5 separate regions of the Homo sapiens genome follow, and regions 2, 3, 4 and 5 are each linked to region 1. The links are chromatin contacts, found by Hi-C in ENCODE. All regions are on one chromosome and are shown on one strand. The core of a region is the stretch at or near the end of the contact, and the rest is flanking DNA. Distances in the headings are between cores, read along the strand shown.

Region 1 (2,542 bases), core at 14-2,513:
TCCAGGAGTGGCTAAGCTAGGTGGTCCTACCTCTGGGTCTCTCATGAAGTTGTAGTCAGCCAAAGGCTTGACCAAGGTTGGAGGATCTACTTCCAAAGTGACTCACTCCGTGGCATTTGGTAGGAGGCTACAAACAGTTCCTGGACAACTGGATCTCTCCATAGGCTGCTTGAGTGTCCTGAAAACACGGAAGCAGGCTTCCCCAGGCTCCAAGCCCCAAAATGAATGAAAAAGAGACCCGCAAAGGAAGATGCAGTGCCTTTTATGACCTAGCCTCTGAAGTCAATACTGTCACTTCTGTTTTGATCTATCAAGAGTCACTAAGCCTAGTCTACACTCAAGGGGAGGGGAATTAGAGTCCACCTCTTCCAGGGAGGAATATCATTGAATCTGTGAACATATCTTAGAACTACCATACCTAGTTTCAGTACTTTTAAACATTCGCCATTTTGCTTTGTCCCTCTCTTTTCCCCACCTACATATACATACACATACATGTTACTCCCTAACCATCTGAGAGTAGGGAGCATGCGGTGTATCCCTATCCCTCGTGTTTTTCTCTTAAGGAAAAGGATATTCTATTATACAACACGGTAGTTATCAATATCTAATTTTAACATTGTGATACTTTAAAGTCCACTTCCACTTGTGTAAATTGCCCTTTCTAGCAATGTTCCCATCAAATTTATTTTTAAACAATACAGTAAAAACGTAGAGGGCCACAAAGGGTGACATCGGTCAGGTAAGGTATTTTTTTTGGCAGGGAATAAAAAAGGTCCTGGGTCTAGGGAGGTAAACAAGCGTGAGCCAGCTGAGTTCTAGCGGGGGTCCCTGAACACCAAAAGGACAAGACTGTTTCTGAAACACTACATTATCTCTTAAGTTACCCATTACTTACGGAAAATGATTTTTTACTGTTCCCTTCGGTTCCTGTCTTGGTTAGAACACAGCTGGAGATTGTGTTAATAGCTTAGGACGTCTGTTTCCGTGAGCAGGTAACAACTTTTTGAAACAAATTCCCTCATCTGCTGAAGAAGGGGGACAAAAACGGCCCCTATCGCCCAGAACCGTTGCGAGGATTTAGCTAGCTGGTGACGCCGGAGCACGAAGTTGTACAGGTAGCCAGCAGCACCCACGCGAGCCCGCGGTTACCCTGGCCGCGCGGCTACTGTAGAGTGGGCTGGCGGCGAGCGGGCGGGGCGGTATCACGCGGGAGGGGCGGGGCCCGCTCGTCGGCTGATCGCACGATTGTGACGCGCCGCCGGAGGCAGGCCGGGCCCTCAAGATGGCGGCGGGCGCCCAGAGCGGCTCGGCCCGGCAGTAGTGGTGGGACGGCACTAGCTGCTGGGGCCTGCCGCCCCGGGAGTGGCTGCAGCAGCGCCAGGAATCGAGGATGGTAAAATGACCCAGGGGAAGAAGAAGAAACGGGCCGCGAACCGCAGTATCATGCTGGCCAAGAAGATCATCATTAAGGACGGAGGCACGGTGAGCTGAGTTCCGCGCCGGCGAGCGTCCCTCGGGGCCCCCATCCGGTCTCTCCTTCAGACCCCCACACTGCCGTCTCTAGGCGTCCCGGTGCCTCCCTCCCTTCCCCCACCCTGTCCGAGCTGCCGGTGCCTCGGGGTCGCGGACCCGCATGCCGCCGCTCCGGGAATCGTCCTCCGCTGCTCGGGCTTGCGGCCTCCGGGGCCCGTCCTCTTTCTTTCCCGCACCTGCCGCCCTCTGCTCTGGCCGCCTCTGCAGGCCCTGCGGCCTCGAACCCCACGTGCGCCTCCGCCGCGGGGAGGAATGTGCGGGGCTCCCCCGGCGGCCCGCCCGCCGCGCCCCTCGTCGCCGCAGCCTCGCCTCGCCTTCGCCGCCAGGCCCCGCGGAGCCGTCGCCGCGCTTGTCAAGGGGCTGGGAACCATCCCTGCTCTCCCATATGTTGCTAACGGGGTGGCGTCTGGCGCGGGGATCCCGCTGCGGCCCCGTAGTACGTTCGCTTTCTGTTTCCACGTCTCTCTGCGTCGGTGCTCCGGCTCTGGGCTGCTTACAGTAAACCCTGACCGGAGATGGGCTTCCCTCACTTCCCGGAGTCGGAAGCATGACGGCAGACACCTGGGGCCTACATTCGAACCTGCTAGTTTTCAAAGAAAAGTCATCACTGTGTGTCTTAAGATCAAAAGTATTAGAATCAGTCATGGCCTAAGGATCGGAGGAGGACACTTTGAAGGGAAGAAAGGTTTGCTTTTTAGAAACAGTTGTCATCACAGTAAACTTTATGCAGTGTGTAGTTAACCAGCTGGGGACGTAGGATTTTTAATTGAAAAACAAAACAAAACAAAACTGTTTTATGCTAACATTTCTCCGTTGCTACACTGTGTGGTCTTTGTTGCATCCGCTGATACCGCGTTCTGAAATAGAATGGAAAGGTGATATATATGTTTCACTTACCTGAAGTGTGCAGAAATTGTACCATTAATTCCATTTCTGTTTATATCTTATTGGAGCCGCGATCAACTGCTAGCACAGTAGTAAATGTGTAAGTAGGCCACCATTGAGG
Region 2 (2,542 bases), core at 26-2,525, 990 kb after region 1:
TAAGATTTTAAAGTAATCTGAGGCCTAAAAATTTTAAGTCTATTTTTTGTTTGGAAGACATGACAATAAATCTGCTCCCTCCTCCCATAACATATGTATTAATCCTTTGATTTACATTCTACTTAGAGTTTGACAATGAACCTGAAGTTGACCCTTCCCCCAAATTTACTGGGCCCTTATGAGGGCCAACTATAAATGTATAATATACTAACAAATACTTTGGTTACTTAGTGTATACTCATGTAAGTGTATACTCATACATTTTTATATATTAAGTCCAGGCTCACTCAATATATACAAGTGTATCAGTATAAGCCTTATTGGGAGATAGTCTATTTAAGATAAGATCTCTCTGGATAGGATACAAAAAGGCAATCGCCATTCCCTATGGACACACTTCAAAGGGGGAAGCTTTCAGCTTGGTTTTTGAATATATATAACCAACTCATTAAGGCTGTGTCAGCTCCTCATTAGCACTCAACTCAGAAAGGGTTTCTTGACTACCTCATGAAATAAGGGGTTTTGATAACTATCCCCCAGGAGTATAAAATAGCTTTCCTATTTACTGGAGAAAGCCACAAAATTAGACTTGTAAAATAGGACAAAGCACCCTTTCATTTTCCAAGTCACTTGGTTGGTGTAAAATTTCCATTCTTCTGCTCCTCAGATCATTAATGAACAAGGGATGCGTTTCAAAGGGTTTAAACAAGCAGACCTGAAAATTCTGTTCAGCTTAGTGTATGAAAATCAGATGTTAGATAGCTTTCTTCCCAGGAGGCTGGGGAACGCTCAGCACCTACCAAGGCTTCCTTCCCTACAGTTAGGACTGAGGTGTAGGCTTCCAGATACACTCGACTGCAGCGTCTAACAACTTCCAGGCCCTTGACTGTGATGTCCTTGGCATCTCCCAGGCCCAACCCGATGAGATAAAGCATTTCAAACTTGAGGAGAAGAGAGACTGCAAGACGAAGTGGACAGAAAAACCGTCAGTAACACCGAGGACATCTAAAATCTAGTGATGAACACGATGACAACCAAAGTAGCACAAGAGAAGAGGCAAGTCACAAGGAGGGGTTTGGGAACCTTATGTCACGCTTAAGAACTGGGATAAGAGGTTTTAAACAACCCTACCAGTTTTGCCTCTTGTTACACAAACCTAGGAGCAGCCAATTACCCGCTGAGAGAATCGTAGGTAGTTCTCTGGCCTTTACAAATTCTTAACTACCACCTTTCCGCAGAAGCAACTGCAAAAGCGCCGGCTCCGTGCAGAGAAAAGGCCCACGCCGCCGGCCTCACCTACGGTGCCGCAAAATGCTGGTGCCTTTACTGCACTTTACGACTAGCGGGAGGGGGCCGGGCTAGCGGGCTACTGGGCTGCGGAGACCAGAGCCCGGCTCCACTGAAGAAACCCGCCGGCTGCTGGGGCAGGGCGGCGAAAGGTCAGTCGGCCGAGAGGAGTCCGTGGAGCCACCGTTTCATAGCCTCAGGGAAAGGATCGGGCGTGCTCACGAGCCCTCTAACCCATGGCTTAAACACCCGCTTCCTAAGCCTGGGTAAGTGCAGTAGCTCTTCGCTCGAGAGGAGCCACGTGGAAGAGAGTCGGGAGGGGCCCTGCGCCCTACTCCTCCTCTCCAGAAACAGGGAGGGCTGGGAAGGATTTTCCTGATTTGTCCCCGGATTTGGCCGAGTGCACAGATTTTAATTCCAGTCTTCTCATCCTCCTGTAGTTCAACTAGGTGTCTTCCTGGTGAAGCGTGAGATTGGCAAACCCAGCAGTGAGTGTGCTTCTGATTTCCCAACAAGGCAATGACTCCTTGGGTTTGTCCCCAAGACCTTATGCCTGGAGTGCCCCAAGGATGTTTCAGTCACCCTCAGTGTCAGGAATCCCAGACCTTCCTGTACCTAAAGAAGTGACCTTTAATAGTGCTCAGGGATTTCAGACCTCTCAAGTGTTTCTGCCGGGGGAATTCTTATAAAGCTGTTGGTTACATGTAATTAGAAATAGGGAAGATTTGTTTTGACTGAAAATGCTCTTCCCAAGGTGACCTCATCCAAGTTAAAAAAGACAGCTGTCATTGCTTTTCTTAGCAGGCAGTGTTGGTTACTCAGAATTTTCCTGTTGCCTCCCCGACAATGCCCAACTCCGCTTCCTTGAACCTTGGCTTTTTTTCATTCCCAGGTTCCATCCACCTTTTTGCACTTCCTATCTATAAACTCTTCGTGGCTGTGTTTTATCCCCTCTCATTACGTTGATCTATTCCTCACACCACATACACACCCCAAAAAACTCAAAATGGATCGTAGATGTAAATGGAAAACCTAAACCTATACCAGAAGAAAACATAGGAGGAAATATTCGTGACCTTATTTAGGCAAATATTTCTTAAACCAAAAGCGTGATGAAAAAAATTGATAAATTGGACTTCAACAAAGTAAAAATTTATGCTCTTCAAAAGACTTGAAGCCACATACTGAAAATATTTACAAAGCATGTATCTGATGAAGGACTTGTATGGAGAATATATAAGGAGCACTCAGAAAG
Region 3 (2,542 bases), core at 24-2,523, 860 kb before region 1:
AGAACAAAAGGCTGTGGGAGCACAATAGAAGGAGAAATTAATTGTGATTAAGGAAATATCAAAAGAAGGAATTGGCCAATATTTTATTGGGTAATTGACATGTTAGCTGATCCTTAAAGGTATTCCAAGCAACAGCATGAAGAGAAGCACCAGGTGTAAATAGTGGCCAGAAGTCTATTAAATAATAATTTGTTTGATGGATCTGTTTATTTTAAATCTCAGAGGAGGTTCTATTCTCTGCAGAAAGTAGAATTAAACTAGAAAGCAGTAACAAAAAGATAAACAGAAAAAAACCTTAATAATTGCTATCATGTATATAGGTGTTAAAACACGGTTGCGAAAACAAGTAATCACAATGAAAATTAGAAAATGTTTGGAAATAAATGTTTGGAAATAAATGATAACATGGTTGACATATCAAAATACATAACTAAAGTTATGCTTAGGTAAAATGTGCAGGCTTATGTGCATATGTTAGAAAAGAATATTGAATATCAACACTCTACATATCTATCTGAAGAAGCAATGAGAAAAGCAAATTAATCCAACGAAAGTTGAAGAAAAAGATGACACAGGCAGAAGCCCAATGAAGAGAAAACAAACATAAAATTAATAAAGAAGACCAAAAGTTGGTCCTTCAAAAATAAAACACAATTTATAAACCCCAAGGTCAAGAAAAAAAGAGAAGTCAAAAAAGTCAGAAATAAAAGCCAGGATATTACTTTAGATTTTATAATTGTTAAAATATAATAGAAAGATATAAACAATGTTATGTCCGTAATTTCAATATTTAAATGAAATAAGCAAATACCATTAAAATATTATTTTTTAAATAACGAAATAAGGATGGGAAATCGGAATTGTTCTATATCTTAAGGAAAAAAAGAAATGAAGAATCTCTTTATAGAGGTAGTTATACTCTTCTTTCTGCTTCCTACTAGCCAAAAGGTAACAATGTTTACTATCTCTCAGCATTTCTCAATTGCCGCCACTAGGTGGCAAACGTTTCCAAACTATTGCAGGAGCCTGCAGTGACTATCAGAGTTTGTTGGACACCATTTTGTGTGCTCCCCAACAATCACAAATAGAATATTCTAAAATGGTCTCATTATTGTCATTATAAGCACTCTCACTGTTTTCATGAAACAAAAGATAGCAGCAGGAACAAAACTGCACTGAAAAAAATCTAAACACAGGTTTTATTGCAAGAAATTGAAAACCTACTCTAACAATAGAACCTTCCACTTCAGGCTCAGAACAAGGCCAGCGAAGTGGAGCAGGCCTATCACAGATTCCCATCTCCATGACAACCTTTTCAGTTCCATGCACAATTAAAGCTACAGTATCAGTTTTTTTCAGGAAAAAAAAAATCTGAGTCCTGGCTAGTATTCATTTTTTATAATAGATTTGAGAAATTAAATTGATTCTAATTAGTGCAGCTGACTTAGTGGGTAATAATAATTCATTATACAAGCAGCCCTAACTCTCTTCTCCAAAAGCAAATGAAAATATATATTTTGTATGGTTTAATGTACTATCATTATCACTATCCTTTTTAGCTTTCTTTGACAACAGCTCTTTTGTGCCAGGCATTCTCGAAAATCCTGGCTTAATTCCCCTTCAGGCTATACTTGTGGATAAAAAAAAAATCTGTTCATTTCATTAGCAATTAGATTTCAGCCAGATGGTCTGGAAAGTGTTGGGACTCCCTCAGAATCCTGGAATAACCTTTTCTCCAGATACATGCTTCCTTTCGTCTTCTGAAGACATTTCTGGAGTTTTTAGTTGTTACTGAAAAAATGGGTAGAGCTCAGATTTCTGCTGCCCTGAAAGAGATTGTTCAGAAATTTTGAAGAGTTAAAATATATATATTCAAAGTGTTAAAAAAATGCAACTTGTAAAGAAAATTTAGTGGATCAAGAGTTTAGCGTATGGAGAACAAATGATTGGTGGAGGAATTTATGACAATAACATTTTCAAGTACCATATATGAAGATATTTAAAAATAGAGTGACCAGCTATATTTTTCCTTTTTAAAAAATTAATAAAGATATAAAAATGGGATGTGAGTTTTCATGTTATTTCATATAAGCAATAACATGAAAGACTAGTTGAGTTTAAGACATTTCTGAGATTCCTAAGAATGGAATCAAGGTGGTAAAACATTACCAAGAGTTATCATAGAATACTATGCCATGAAAATCATAAACATGTATTTTTTTTCTTCTTCCTAGAAATGTGCAAGTATAACTTTTCCTGAAATCAGACGACTGAGGCAGGTGACTCTTCATGAACCCTTTCATTACTAGCATCTTGTGATTTTTATAGGCATGAAATGTAGATACTATGGCACTGTTGCTTCATTCATTTTAACCATCTCTAACACCCTATGATGATGACCGGGAGAAATAAAGCAGCCAGTTTGCAATCCAGCTTACTTGTGGATAGATGTTGTCATTGCTTGAAGAAAGTATGATTACTACTACCTTTTTGCGTGGTCAAATTGAGACAAAGAAAAGTTAAGTGTCTTCCCCAGCACTAA
Region 4 (2,542 bases), core at 23-2,522, 680 kb after region 1:
AATGTTATATAGTACAAGTTTATTGTACACATCCCATTGAGTCTCTGAGCTTTAGAATTTTCTTGTAGAATTTAACAGTTTTTTCATGCCGTATTTACATATTATTGCTAGTATTTAGAATTTTCTTCTCCAAATGTATAACGTTTATTATTGCATTTTTTGTATCCACTAAGTGGAAAATCATGCATTAGATATTGTAGAAGTAGATACAACAATGAACAAGAACTGGTCCTGACCATGAGAGGAACTGATGATCCAATGGGGGAGATAGACCTGCACGTGTTTAATAAAAGGAAGTGGCTATTCCGGTTTCTTTTTGATGGGCAAGCATTTTGCAAGGCCTTGGGCTATGTGTGTGCAAGGCTAAGCCAGTTAGTTAATTGGGATTTTTTTAAAAAGGCACTTCACTGGGGGGAAAAGGAACATAGAGTTGGTTATTGTCCCCTTGCCTATAATAAAAACCTATTATTTTTAATTTTTTAACTGGGTTTGCGGTTAAATCTCACAGCCCAAGAGATTTGCCACTTCAGATGGATTCCATACACTTGCATTTAAGTATGCAAAAAAATTCCAATTATCCAGCAATTTAACCAAATTATTGGTAACTTTTCTAAAACAAAAAAAAATTGTTTCCCTTGTTTTGGCAGCAATTTCAGTTACAGTCCTTTACTTTCTACTCAAGAAAATAGTTTCAAAAAGTTGATGTTTGTTGCTAAAAGAACTATTTTTATGAATAAATATAAAACTAAGAAGTTATGGTGTCCCTTTTTTAAAAAATGACTCATCAAAAGAAATAACTTTTTCCTTTCTCTTGTAAGAGAAAAAAATTAATCTCTTTTAGAATTGCAAACATATTTCCTTGATGGAGAAAATCAATTCACATGGCATAGTCGTTATTTATCCAGTTCAAAAACCAGAGTAGAATTTACTACTCTGTCTCCATTTTTTCTCTCCCCACCCCCTTAACCCACATTGGATTCAGAAAGCTTCATTCTGCAATCAGCATTGTCCTTTATCTTTCCAGTAAAGATAGCCTTTTGGAGTCGAAGATGAGGAAAAGCCTGTATTTTATAGTCTTGGAAGTGTCTTCTTTTGCCAGGACAGAGAGAGGAGCTTCAGCAGTGAGAGCAACTGAAGGGGTTAATAGTGGAACTTGGCTGGGTGTCTGTTAAACTTTTTTCCCTGGCTCTGCCCTGGGTTTCCCCTTGAAGGGATTTCCCTCCGCCTCTGCAACAAGACCCTTTATAAAGCACAGACTTTCTATTTCACTCCGCGGTATCTGCATCGGGCCTCACTGGCTTCAGGAGCTGAATACCCTCCCAGGCACACACAGGTGGGACACAAATAAGGGTTTTGGAACCACTATTTTCTCATCACGACAGCAACTTAAAATGCCTGGGAAGATGGTCGTGATCCTTGGAGCCTCAAATATACTTTGGATAATGTTTGCAGCTTGTAAGTTATTTCCCTTCATCTGTTTCAAATGTTAGCATTCAATTTTAGCCCTGGTTTTGGCTTCAGTCAGTTTTGCGATAGTAGTGAAGTAAAGACACTAGGATTTTAAACAGTAGGAAAAGTTAATTTAGTCTAACTTTTAATATGCAATTGAGTTTTGCTATATACCATTGTACTGTCATAGTTAGAGCTGAAAATTGATGTTTTTGGTATCTTTTTTTCCAAAGGCAATTGAGTAATTTGGATTCTGTCTCTAGTCGGTCTGTCTCTTTAGTTTCCTATACTTGACAATGAGGTCAAACTTAGCAAATAACAAAACAGCTTTGATAAATGGGCATCAAGGTTGGAACTGAGAATTCTCTCTACTGAAGATGATTCCATAAACTTTTTTGGCAGTGACTTCGGTGCTTTTTGGCTACCTTGCAGTTAGTTTGAAGCAGCTTAGGAAAGAGATCAGTCTGATCATATTTTAGACATTATACAGAGAAGAAGGAGGAGAATACTAGACAAACTAGTGGTAAATTTGCTTCTGTCTTTTTTTGCTTTTGCAGCTCAAGCTTTTAAAATCGAGACCACCCCAGAATCTAGATATCTTGCTCAGATTGGTGACTCCGTCTCATTGACTTGCAGCACCACAGGCTGTGAGTCCCCATTTTTCTCTTGGAGAACCCAGATAGATAGTCCACTGAATGGGAAGGTGACGAATGAGGGGACCACATCTACGCTGACAATGAATCCTGTTAGTTTTGGGAACGAACACTCTTACCTGTGCACAGCAACTTGTGAATCTAGGAAATTGGAAAAAGGAATCCAGGTGGAGATCTACTGTGAGTGCTTTAGAAAATCTTTGTTTTTCTCTCAATTTTACTTTAAAATCACTTTTTAAAAATGATATTTTAAAAAAAGTTTTAAAATGGATATTCATGTACAGATTCTTGGCTAAAGAACATACAACATCAGGAAAGCTAGGGACAGCTAAGGCCAACATGAGAGAGAGCAGGAATCCAAATCTTGGCTTCTATTTCTACCTCTGCCACAAACACAGTGACCATGTATAAGACTCAACCTCTCTGGGCTCTGGTTTCCT
Region 5 (2,542 bases), core at 30-2,529, 550 kb before region 1:
ATAGATTCAGCATTGGGAGATGTACAGAGTTTCAATCTCATAACCACTATCTCTGTGTCAAGAAAGAGGGGTAGTGGATGCAGAAGTTTCTGAAGGGAATTAAAAGGATTGTATTTGTCATATCTATATGAAGAAGGAAGGAAGGGAATAGACTAAAATTTATCATATATTTTATGAGTCATGCATTAAAATAAGTGCTTTGTTTATATTATCTCATTTAGTTCTCAAAGTAAAGTAGTTATTATTTCCATTTCACAGGTACACAAGCTGAGGTTTCTGTATCAAAGTATTCTGTGGTAACAATGGACTCAAACAATGACTCAACATGGAATAAGTTTATTTCTTGCTCTCCAAACAGTCTAGGAGAGTAACAGGGCTCTTTCTACATAGTCACTGAAGAACTCAAGTCGATAAAATGCTCTGCCACTTTCAACAATATGGCTTCCAAGCTTGGCACAGTCTTCTCCAGCCAAGTGGAAACTAGGAAGGGTTTTTTTTTTTTTTTAATCTTCGTTGTTGTATTTGGCTTATTTGTTTGTTCATTGGCCAGAAAAATGATATGGGCCAGACATGGAAGAAATACCCATAAGTTCTGTTCATATTCTCTGACTAGAAATTAGCCACATGCTACAGGTAACGGTCTCTGCCAGTGTGTTTATTTGTTTGAGGAAGCTTGAGAGCAGGGAAGAAGATTAGGAGTTTATTTTAGAAACATTGCATTAAAGTTTATATGTTCAAGTGAAATATTACCTATAGAGGTACAGCTTAAGAGAGAACCTCAATGGCGTTTTGAGGAGAACCCTGAGGTGTAAAGCAAATAAGACCATCCAGCACTGAAATAAGTAAGGTTGTCAAAAAAGATATTATAGTAGCCATAGAATTGCAACATTTCCACAGACAGCACTAAGAGAATCCCTACCTACTACTTAAAATTTAGTAAGGATAAAATGGGAAAATAGGCCCCAAAATTGTTAAGCAAATACACTAAATTACCCTTCCAAAAACTACAGTAAAGAAAGAAGAAGTAAGAATGGGTAATAATTGATAATACTGTGTGGTTTTCTTCAATCTTATTTTATTTTCTGTCAGTAAAAGCATTTGCTATGCAACTAAATGACATGTAGTAAATGAGACAATATTGCTCAAACTTATGTGGGCTATTTAGTAACCAAAAAAAAATTATTGATGCTGCTGGCAACAAGTTGATAATCTATACTTACTTTTTCTATTGTGTGTGAATCATTTTTCTAATACATGTTCATGCCATATCTCTGTTAACTCTGTAAGCAAAAATGTAAAGCAAGTTAACAAACATTCCAACAACCAAACCCGTAGCCTTAATGGGAATAATGCACAACCCAACAAAATCATAACAATTCTTGTAGAACAAACTCCTCCATGAATATCAGATATAGTAAAAAGAGCAAAAGATCTAGATTCTTGCTCTAGCCATGTAAACATCTGAATAATTTGAGTAAAGTCACTTTTCTTTGAAGGGCTTCCGTTCTTCTATCAGTAAAATGACTCAAGTTGAAACTAGATTAGATTGAATTTACCAAACATTTATTGAACATCTATTGTTAAACCCTGTGCCAAGTACTGGGGGTATAGAGATATTTATGATACAATCCCTGTGTTAAGCTTTTCAACAAAAGTTATTTCTTTCCTGGGCATATGGATAACTAAACTTTCACTCTTACTGTCAAAAGATAAAACCCTATTATTAGTTCTGCTCAATGAAATGTGAATAGCATATGTCTGTGTAGTCCACACTGAGCCAGTAGAAGCCCCTACTCACTTTCTACTCCTTCTGCCATGGAAATATAAGAACAGTCCTTGTATTGAGAAGGTAGAGCCTCAAGTTTGAGGTTGCCTAGATCCCTGAGTCACTGAACAGACGAACACACAGCTGTCCTTGAGAGTTGCCCAGATCTGCGACAGATTCTTGCATCAGTGAGATGTAAACTTTTTTTCTGATAACTAGCATTAACTGCAATAGAGCCTATCACATCTTGACAAAAGAGGCTAGTTAGGAGGCAGACATATGCAAGGTGGTATGCATTTCACTAAGGGAAAAATAAAGTGCATTTAGCAGAGAAAATGAAAAGTAATCTATTATTTCTAAAGATGTCGGGGAAGGTATCATAAATTTAGAATGAGTGTGGCAGTTTAACGAAGCAACTGGAATATAACATTGAGACACAAGAAAGACAGTCAAGGATGGAACCTTGGGGTACACTAACATCTAAGATTTAGATAAAGGCAAGTTAATAAAGAAAACTGAAAAGAGAAGACAAAGGAGCAGAAAGAAATGGTATTCTGGAAACCCAGAAAGGAAAACATTCCAAGAGGAGTCAGAAATTGTCTGTAATGTCAATTGTTGGGAAGTCATGATCTGAAAAGAGACCATTGGATTCAAAATTATGAAAACTTTAAAGATGATATGCAGACTCTAGTGAATGGGAGACAAAAAGGTGGCAAAATATGCTTATAGTAAACACACAATAGCATTTACCAAAGTGTGTTTTGGAAAACATTTACT

What was found. Hi-C counts contacts between places; a loop is a spot of excess contacts on that map. Pooled maps may share reads with other maps.
Region 2: a loop to region 1 is called in a map of ascending aorta, with 4 times the contacts of the local background. The contact joins the promoter of DPH5 here to the promoter of SLC71A1 in region 1. A Hi-C loop is called at or near these places in 1 of 168 maps with a recorded cell type or tissue (ascending aorta) and 8 of 50 pooled maps.
Region 3: a map of CD8-positive, alpha-beta T cell shows a loop between it and region 1 (8-fold over the local background). The contact joins the enhancer-like site here to the promoter of SLC71A1 in region 1. A Hi-C loop is called at or near these places in 3 of 168 maps with a recorded cell type or tissue (CD8-positive, alpha-beta T cell and naive thymus-derived CD4-positive, alpha-beta T cell), 12 of 37 single-sample maps with no recorded cell type and 10 of 50 pooled maps.
Region 4: a loop to region 1 is called in a pooled map, with 1.8 times the contacts of the local background. The contact joins the promoter of VCAM1 here to the promoter of SLC71A1 in region 1. A Hi-C loop is called at or near these places in 1 of 168 maps with a recorded cell type or tissue (natural killer cell) and 1 of 50 pooled maps.
Region 5: a pooled map shows a loop between it and region 1 (5-fold over the local background). The contact joins the promoter of LINC01708 here to the promoter of SLC71A1 in region 1. A Hi-C loop is called at or near these places in 3 of 37 single-sample maps with no recorded cell type and 7 of 50 pooled maps.

The regions. Positions count from the first base shown.
Region 1 is chr1:100,036,832-100,039,373 of GRCh38, forward strand. SLC71A1 (solute carrier family 71 member 1) reads left to right here and starts at 1,264. Exons shown (of 12, transcript NM_033055.3): 1 at 1,264-1,485. The coding sequence starts at 1,402. It overlaps LOC124904230 (a long non-coding RNA gene), which reads right to left and starts at 1,177. Exons shown (of 7, transcript XR_007066251.1): 1 at 899-1,177. RefSeq lists enhancers at 736-1,338, 1,301-1,580 and silencers at 1,061-1,240, 1,701-1,890.
Region 2 is chr1:101,024,509-101,027,050 of GRCh38, forward strand. It overlaps DPH5 (diphthamide biosynthesis 5), which reads right to left and starts at 1,276. Exons shown (of 8, transcript NM_015958.3): 1 at 1,175-1,276; 2 at 801-958. The coding sequence starts at 935. DPH5-DT (DPH5 divergent transcript) reads left to right here and starts at 1,338. Exons shown (of 5, transcript NR_109849.1): 1 at 1,338-1,553. RefSeq lists enhancers at 806-2,005, 1,098-1,207.
Region 3 is chr1:99,179,464-99,182,005 of GRCh38, forward strand. No RefSeq gene overlaps it. Among named protein-coding and RNA genes, the nearest start is that of PLPPR4, 84 kb to the right of the region's middle. Within about 2 kb of position 1,274, at least 3 of the 41 ENCODE cell types and tissues checked have a DNase peak (open chromatin) inside an H3K27ac peak, as active enhancers do.
Region 4 is chr1:100,718,470-100,721,011 of GRCh38, forward strand. It overlaps VCAM1 (vascular cell adhesion molecule 1), which reads left to right and starts at 1,273. Exons shown (of 9, transcript NM_001078.4): 1 at 1,273-1,455; 2 at 2,007-2,282. The coding sequence starts at 1,392.
Region 5 is chr1:99,486,525-99,489,066 of GRCh38, forward strand. LINC01708 (long intergenic non-protein coding RNA 1708) reads right to left here and starts at 1,280. Exons shown (of 3, transcript NR_125951.2): 1 at 1,221-1,280. RefSeq lists a silencer at 1,796-1,996.